2 separate regions of the Homo sapiens genome follow, and region 2 is linked to region 1. Evidence: chromatin loops called from intact Hi-C (ENCODE). Cell type or tissue: prostate gland. All regions are shown on one strand. Region 1 overlaps STAC3 (SH3 and cysteine rich domain 3). Region 2 overlaps HSD17B6 (hydroxysteroid 17-beta dehydrogenase 6).

Region 1 (4,000 bases):
TACCAGATTCCAGGTCCTTGACTATGCTGTCAGCCTTTAAAAATACTCCAGTGTGTAAGTAAAAAGTGAGCAGCATGGTCAGGCGCGGTGGCTTATGCTTGTAATCCCAGCACTTTGGGAGGCCGAGGTGGGCGGATCACCTGAGGTCGGGAGTTCGAGACCAGCCTGACCAACATGGAGAAATCTCCTCTCTACTAAAAATACAAAATTAGCCAGGCATGGTGGCACATGCCTGTAATCCCAGCTACTCGGGAGGCTGAGGCAGGATAATCGCTTGGACCCGGGAGGCAGAGTTTGCGGTGAGCCGAGATCGTGCCATTGCACTCCAGCCTGGGCAACAAGAGCGAAACTCTATCTCAAAAAAAAAAAAAAAAAAAAAAAGAGCAGCACAATTTTTATAATTCCCTTAAAAGAATATAACCCAAGAGTATGTTAGCCCTTCTGGAAGCAGCCATATCACATTGCTAGTGCCTTACAAGTCATTAATTCACTCCATAGAAATCCCTTATCTGTGTCCAACCTCCATATCAACAAGTTTGAGGCCAGATTTCTAGTTGTTTTTTGCAGTTGATTTTTTTGATCAGATATGTACATTTATCTTTTCTTTTCCCTTCCTTCCTTCCTTTCCTTCCTTCCTTCCTTTTTTTTTTTTCTTGACAGGGTCTCACTTTCTCCCCCAGGCTGGAGTGCAGTGGCTTACTGCAACCTCTGCCTCCCGGGTTCAAGCGATTCTCCTGCCTCAGCCTCCCAAGTAGCTGGGATTACAAGCGAGCACCACCACACCCGGATTTTTTATTTTTATTTTTGTATTTTTAGTAGAGACAGGGTTTCACCACGTTGGCCAGGCAGGTTTCGAACTCCTGACCTCAGGTAATCTGCCCACCTCGGCCTCCCAAAGTGCTGGGATTACAGGCGTGAGCCACCATGCCTGGCCGAGTTTTGTGCAATTTTAGGGGAAGACAATCCATTACTTCTGTCAGCTTTCCAAATGGGAAAATGACCTGCTCCATGGGATCTCTGGGAGGGACCTCGTGGGGAGGTACAGTGCTCACATTTTTCTTATCTGCCTGTCCCTTCTTCCGTTCCTTGTTTGCCATGATCACCCCAGTGCGCAGGGTTTCAAACACAGGATCATTGCGATTGGCAGCAGCTAATCGAATGGGAGGAGAAAGAAGACATTATTGGGAAGGCAGAGAAAGGCTTGGAGGAAAGGAAGGGAGAGGTGGGATTGAGTAGATGGATACCCATGTGTGTGTTGGGTGGCGGTGGGGGCGCCGCGGGGAAGATTAGGGAAGGGTCAGCTAGGCAATACCCAGGACACCAATCTATAAAGGACTTTAAAAACATCACTGGTGATGTAAAGTGAGGGAGGAAAGTATTTATTAGAACTCCTTCCAGGCAGAGCATTATATGATGTTTGAAACACAACTTTGCTTGCTTGGGAGCTGAGACATGCGCAGAATCACTATTCTCCTTCTAAGGAGAATGGGCCCTTAACTGCTGGCTTTTGTTCTGCTAAATGGCATGTGTAAGCTGAGGTGCTGCCACCAATAGGTTCTTCTTTTTCACCCATGCTCTTCACAGAGTTCAGCCTCTCCTCCAAATAAATGTTGAGCAAATTTGTCAATGAATATGTTTTTAAGGGTTGCCAAATTATTATTATTATTATTATTATTATTTTTTTTTTTTTTTTTTTTTTTGAGACGGAGTCTCGCTCTGTCACCCAGGCTGGAGTACAGTGGCACAATCTCGGCTCACTGCAAGCTCCGCCTCCCGGGTTCATGCCATTCTCCTGCCTCAGCCTCTCCGAGTAGCTGGGACTACAGGCGCCTGCCACCACGCCCGGCTAATTTTTGTGTGTTTTTAGTAGAGACGGGGTTTCACCGTGGTCTCGATCTCCTGACCTCGTGATCCACCCGCCTCGGCCTCCCAAAGTGCTGGGATTACAAACGTGAGCCACCGCGCCCGGCCTGGGTTGCCAAATTATGAACCTGCCCAGGGTGCCTGCAGCCTTTGGGTCTTGCCCCGAGTCTGATATGACTCTGTAGTAAGGATGAGGACAATCTAGAATCCTTGTTCTTGCTTAGAAATGATTTTGCACACAAAGAGCACAGATTCTGAAGCTAGCAACTGAAGATTCCAGTCTTGGCTCTACCTCTTGCTAACTGTATGTAGTTGCAACTAAATCGTATCTCCCTCTGCTGTAAAATGGGGATATTGCCTCTGCATCCAAATGGATATAAAAATGTGAGGTTGAGGGAGAATTATGGGAAACAGAAAGTTTCTGTTTCAGAATTTGGCTCCCAAAGCTAGAGATGGCATGAAACCATCTCTAGGCTTGCCCATTCCCTCATGTTCCATAAAGGGCACTTACAGAGATCTTTGACACAAGCGTACTGCTGGTTGCTGTAGAGTGGGGAACTATAGGCCCGATGGAAACCAGGTGGCTGTAGGATGGGATGAGAGGAAGCATTAGAGGTAGCAAAGTAAGGTCCAGAAGCCTATCTCTCCCAGGAGTGCTCACCCTTTCTCAGAAAAAGAGATGGGCTGAGAAAGAAAAAGCAGAGAAATGAATGGGATGGAGGAGAGACCAGCAAGGGGTAGCTGGCTGGTGACATGTCCCCTCTTTTTTTTTTTTTTTTTTTGAGACGGAGTCTCGCTCTGTCACCCAGGCTGGAGTGCAGTGGCACAATCTCGGCTCACTGCAAGCTCCGCCTCCCGAGTTTACGCCATTCTCCTGCCTCAGCCTCCTGAGTAGCTGGGACTACAGGCACCTGTCACCACGCCCGGCTAATTTTTTGTATTTAGAGACGGGGTTTCACTGTGTTAGCCAGGATGGTCTCGATCTCCTGACCTCGTGATCCGCCCACCTCAGCCTCCCAAAGTGCTGGGATTACAGGCGTGAGCCACCACGCGTGGCCATGTCCCCTCCTTGCTCTCCACAGCCTACTCACGATCTTGCCGAAGCATCTCTGCATTTCCACATAGGACTGACAGTGTTCATGGATGTTGGTTTTGCAGTTCTTACAGCGAAGCCCAAACTTGTTGTTGACTTGGGAAAGGGGGAGAAAATTCAGATAAGGTTCCAGATTGCCCTTTCCCTTTGTACCACTGCTGCTACTCTTAGGTTTCCTTTTCTGTCTGGGACCCTACTTGCTCAATCTCTAATAGCATTGCCTTACACCAACTCTAGCCACAGCCCATCTGCTACAAATACTCCTCTCCTATGCCCTCTCCCCAAACCTCTGCCTTCAATATCATACTCTCTTCACTTCCCTTCATGACTCACGAACAATCATCCGGGCACAGACATCACAGAACTTTGGCTTCTTGAAGAAGTGATCTTTGAATTTGTGGGGCTTATCGTTGACCAGCTTAGGAGGTTCTGGGGGTGGCTCCTCCTCCTCCTCTTCTTCCTCTTCCTCTTCCTCATAGATGTAGTAGATGGGCCCACCCCCAGCTCCCACTGCCTCCCCATTGGCCTGGGGCTCTGGGGGAAGTTCCATCTCCTTTGTCCCTGTAGAACCCTTCCTGAGTAACTGCTTTAGCCGCTGTAGCTGAGGGAGGGAGTGAAGAAAACCCAATGTTAAAAGGACTTGTCACCCTCTCTAGAGTAGGGGGGCGCTAGAGCAAACTAGACAGTTTTCTAGTTTCAGGCAAGGAATGTACCCCAGGATTAGGGGGGTATTGGTATTGGGGACTGCAGGTGCTGGCCAGCAAAAAATGAGTCACACACAAATGAGATCAATTTAAGCACTCTTCTTCAGCTGTAATGGCTTCCCAGCCCCCCACACCCAGTGGTCAGAGGCCCAGACTCACCCCACTTTGCCGAGTCTCTGCTGGGAAGGAGGGCTTAGGGGACTCCAGCACCTCCTTTTCTGTCATCCTGCAAGAGGTTGGACCCCACTATGAAATCTAATCCCTTTCATTCTTCTCTCCCTTTCTGTCCCTTGCAGTAGGGTGGTCCTCAAAGGGGAGGCTTTCGGAGAAATGTGATGAG
Region 2 (4,000 bases), 480 kb before region 1:
TATAAAATGACCCCACCCCATCTCCCTTTGCTGACTCTCTTTTCGGACTCAGCCCGCCTGCACCCAGGTGAAATAAACAGCCTTGTTGCTCACACAAAGCCTGTTTGGTGATCTCTTCACTGGGACGCGTGTGACAAAAGGTAGTCGGAATCATCCAGAGTAGTCTTGTTGGTATCTCCATTTATTAGTGCTCTGTACTTGCCATGTTCCAGGTCTTTGCTCTCACTATTCCCTTTGCCTGAAATGCCCTGGTTCCCAATCTCTGCATGTCAAATACCATCTGTCCTCCAAGGCTCAGCAAATCATACTTCCTTCATTTTAAAGCTCTTTGGTTTTGATGGAACATAGGCAGTGTGAGAAAGAGGAGGGGGAGAAAAGGTCAAGATCCAATCATGGAGGGCCTTGTACAACTAAGGTTTTAGATTTAGATTTTCAGTAGGTTGAATGCTATTCAGGGAGTGACATCGGCAGAGCTGCGCTTTAGGGAAATTAACCAGACAGCCCTATGTGGATGAGAGGGGAAGTGAGAGTGACACTGTGGGGTTAGTGAGAAAGCTTCTGTGATAGGCCAATCAAGAGGCATTGAGGAGTCCTTGCATTTAGGGTAGAGAAGGGAGAGGAGGAGCTGGGAGGGGTGAAGGGGAAGGGACGCTGTCTGTGACTGCTGTAGGAGAACGGGAGTAGAGCATCTCAGAAGTGAACGGAGAAGCGTGTGCTTCAAATTGGGTAGTCAGAAGGATTAAACTATGGCTTCTGGCTGTGAGAGACAGGAGCCAAGGGGCAAACGTAGGCCATGGCCTGACCATGAAAAATCAGCTAATTTTTGTATTTTTAGTAGAGATAGGGCTTAGTCATGTTGCCCAGGCTGGTCTTGAAAGGGAAAGGCAGTGTAGTGCAGTGGTTAGATGCAAGGCTTCTGCAGGTGAACACTCTGGAGTTGATCCTGTCTCTACTATTCACTCTGTTTCACCTTGGAAAAGTCACTTAATTCTTGCCTTAATCTGTGCTTCAGTTTCCTCATGTGAAAAGTGGGCATAATAATTGCATACACTGCCAGGCGCGGTGGCTCACGCCTGTAATCCCAGCACTTTGGGAGGCTGAGGTGGGAGGATCACGAGGTCAGGAGATCGAGACCATCCTGCCTAACACGGTGAAACTCTGTCTCCACTAAAAAATAAAAAAAAAAAATTAGCCGGGCGTGGTGGCAGGCGCCTGTAGTCCCAGCTACTCGGGAGGCTGAGGCAGGAGAATGGCGTGAACCTGGGAGGCAGAGCTTGCAGTGAGCCGAGATCGCGCTACTGCACTCCAGCCCGGGGACAGAGCGAGACTCCCTCTCAAAACAAAACAAAACGAAAACAAAAAAAAAACAAAAACAAAATAATTGCATATACCCTCTATTGTGTATATATATTATATATATACACATACATATATTAATATATAACATATATATTATATTAATATATTATATATATTATATATATAGTGTATATATTATATATACACAATAGAGGGTATATTATATATACACATATATACACACATATATAATATATATGTATTATATATACGTATATATATGTGTATATATTGTGTATATTATGTATATATAATATATATGTGTGTATATATAATATATATGTGTGTATATATGTGTATATATAAAAATATATGTGTGTGTATACGTGTATATATACACGTATATACACATATATATACAATGTATACACACACGTATACAATATACACACACACACATATATATGTGTGAAACCATGTGTGTGTGTGTGTGTATATTGTGTATATATATATATGGTTTCACACAGTGCCTGGCAAGGAAAGTTCTCTATAACTGTTCACTATTATTATCGTGTGTCAAGCTGAGGAGTTCTGACTTTATCCTGTGGGTGACAGGGAGTCACAGACAGAATCCAATGAGAGCATGGCACGATCTGAAAGCAATCTTCTTCTTCTTCACTGAAGGCCAGGTTAGGATCTAAGAATCAGATAAAATCATAAGAAAAAAGAATGTGCTAAATATTGCAGTGAGGTCTGAGGAGAAGAGAGAGGAAGCCTTGGGAATTGTCTGCTAATAGGTCCTTGGTGAGCTGTGAGAGAGTTTCCAGAGAGTGATGGGAATGGAAGGTGAAGTGCAAGGAGCTCGTGGGTGGCAAGAAAATAGAGGGCCTGTGCTTGCCCTTTGAATATTTTGGCCATATGGGGAAGAGAGAGGATGGTTATTAAAGGGGTGGCAGGTTAGGATGGTCTTAGGGAGGATGAAAGGCAGAAGAAAGAGGATAGAAGACAATACAGAGAAATTTAGAGCAGAGGTAGCCTCACTGGGCCCTGGAACCCCCTGAGATGACAGGCAAAATGTTGTGGGTAGGAATTAGAGTGTCCAGGTTGAGCAGATCTGGATTTTGGCAGGGAAGCAACGTGTATGCTCATCTGTGGAAGGAGAGCTAGGTAAACATGAGGTTGGGAAATTTTGAAGGCTAGTAAAGATTTGGAACAGGTGTTGTTGCGAAATAATAAGGGAGGAGTCAAATGGAGGCAAACAGAAGGTTTGCCTTATATTGGCGGTGGGCGGGGGGGAGGGGGCGCAGCTGAGATAGGATAACATTGATTTGTTGTATAAAAGTTTGTTTTCTGGTCTTTCTCTAGCACCACTTGGCAGCTGGCAGCTAGAGAACATGGATGGTAAAGGCTTTGGGGTGCTAGTGAAGCACCCCTAAAATGGCCAACTATGAGACCTGTGCTGAATAAGGAGGCAAATGAAACTGTGAGAGGATTGCAGTAATAGAGAGAGACTGAGGAAAAGGAAGGCAGAGCAGGAAGAAAGAAGTAGAGGGGAGTGGGGGGAGGGGAAGAGCCCCAAAGATAGGATGGGGCTGTGCAGAGAGGGCAGTTTCAGCTTTTCAAGGTTTTTTTTTTTTTTTTTGAGGCAGAGTCTCACTCTGTCACTTAAGCTGGAGTGCAGTGGCGTGATCTTGGCTTACTGCAACCTCTGCCTCCCAGGTTTAAGCGATTCTTGTGCCTCCGCCTCCCAAGTAGCTGGGACTACAGGCACTGCCACCACACTCAGCTAATTTTTGTATTTTTAGTAGAGATGGGGCTTAGTCATGTTGCCCAGGCTGGTCTCGAACTCCTGACCTCAGGTGATCTGCCTGCCTCAGCTTCCCAAAGTGCTGGGATTACAGGCGTGAGCCACCGTGCCTGGCCTAGCTTTTCAAGATCTTTGTGGGAGAGTAGCTTCAAGCAATGATGAAGCCCAAGATGGGGATCAGACCTGAAATAAACAGTGGAAGTTCTTAACCTATGCATGTGTGATTATGAAGGTGTTTTCTAGGCTCGACCTCAAAACTCATTAAATAAAATTAACCAGATAGCATAGTGTAGATGAGAAAGGAAGAGACTGACAATATGATGTAAGAAAGCTGAATTCTTATTTACCATAGCAGGAAGTTAATTGAGAATGTCAAAAATTGGTAAATCAAGAAATAGCAGCTTAAGTACTGTGTATAAATAATTTGAGTCAAAGGCAAAAACGTAAAGTAATTGCACAGCTTTTGCAGATGAATGGTTTGTAAAAGCAAGCAGGCCACGCCACTTCGGGTATTTGGACATTTGAAATATTCGAGGCACATTCAGGTTTGGCCTAGGGTTTGGGATTCCGCCAGGTGTATCTCTTCTGCAGGTCTTCTTGCTGCTAGGCATGCGATGGCTGAATAGTAATGCCCGGGGAAACTGTGAGGGCCAAGCTTCTCTCTAATGGGGGAAATACGTTTTCATCTTTGACTGGCAACAGAAAATTACCTTTTAGTCAATAAACAGTCAGGTTGAAGCTCTCTGTGTTACTGTAGTGCACCAGGGAATGCCACTTAGGCAGAACAGAGGCAGCTGGCTAGAGAACACAGAGCTCTCAGATTGGAGAGAGGCAAAGGGCTTCAGAGAAGGAAGGAGAGAGACAGAGGGAAGAGGGGAAAAGGAGAGAAAGAGA

The links. A loop is a pair of places that touch in the nucleus more often than their neighbours do. Peaks named below come from ENCODE experiments on the same cell type or tissue, not always from the same donor. Only the 100,000 strongest peaks of a DNase experiment are listed, where the experiment ranks them.
Region 2: a loop joins it to region 1, with 6 times the contacts of the local background. A loop is called at or near these places in 5 of 110 quality-filtered maps.

What each region holds. Positions count from the first base shown.
Region 1 is chr12:57,245,752-57,249,751 of GRCh38, forward strand. STAC3 (SH3 and cysteine rich domain 3) reads right to left here. Exons shown (of 12, transcript NM_145064.3): 2 at 3,820-3,886; 3 at 3,290-3,557; 4 at 2,955-3,052; 5 at 2,375-2,447; 6 at 1,053-1,150. The coding sequence starts at 3,885. Among named protein-coding and RNA genes, the nearest start is that of STAC3, 3.4 kb to the right of the region's middle. RefSeq lists an enhancer at 3,147-3,206. In prostate gland, no CTCF peak of the experiment used is centred here; no DNase peak of the experiment used is centred here.
Region 2 is chr12:56,766,180-56,770,179 of GRCh38, forward strand. The region is part of intron 1 of HSD17B6 (hydroxysteroid 17-beta dehydrogenase 6); the gene reads left to right. Among named protein-coding and RNA genes, the nearest start is that of HSD17B6, 4.9 kb to the left of the region's middle. In prostate gland, no CTCF peak of the experiment used is centred here; a DNase peak (open chromatin) is centred at 2,452; H3K27ac peaks cover 2,775 bases.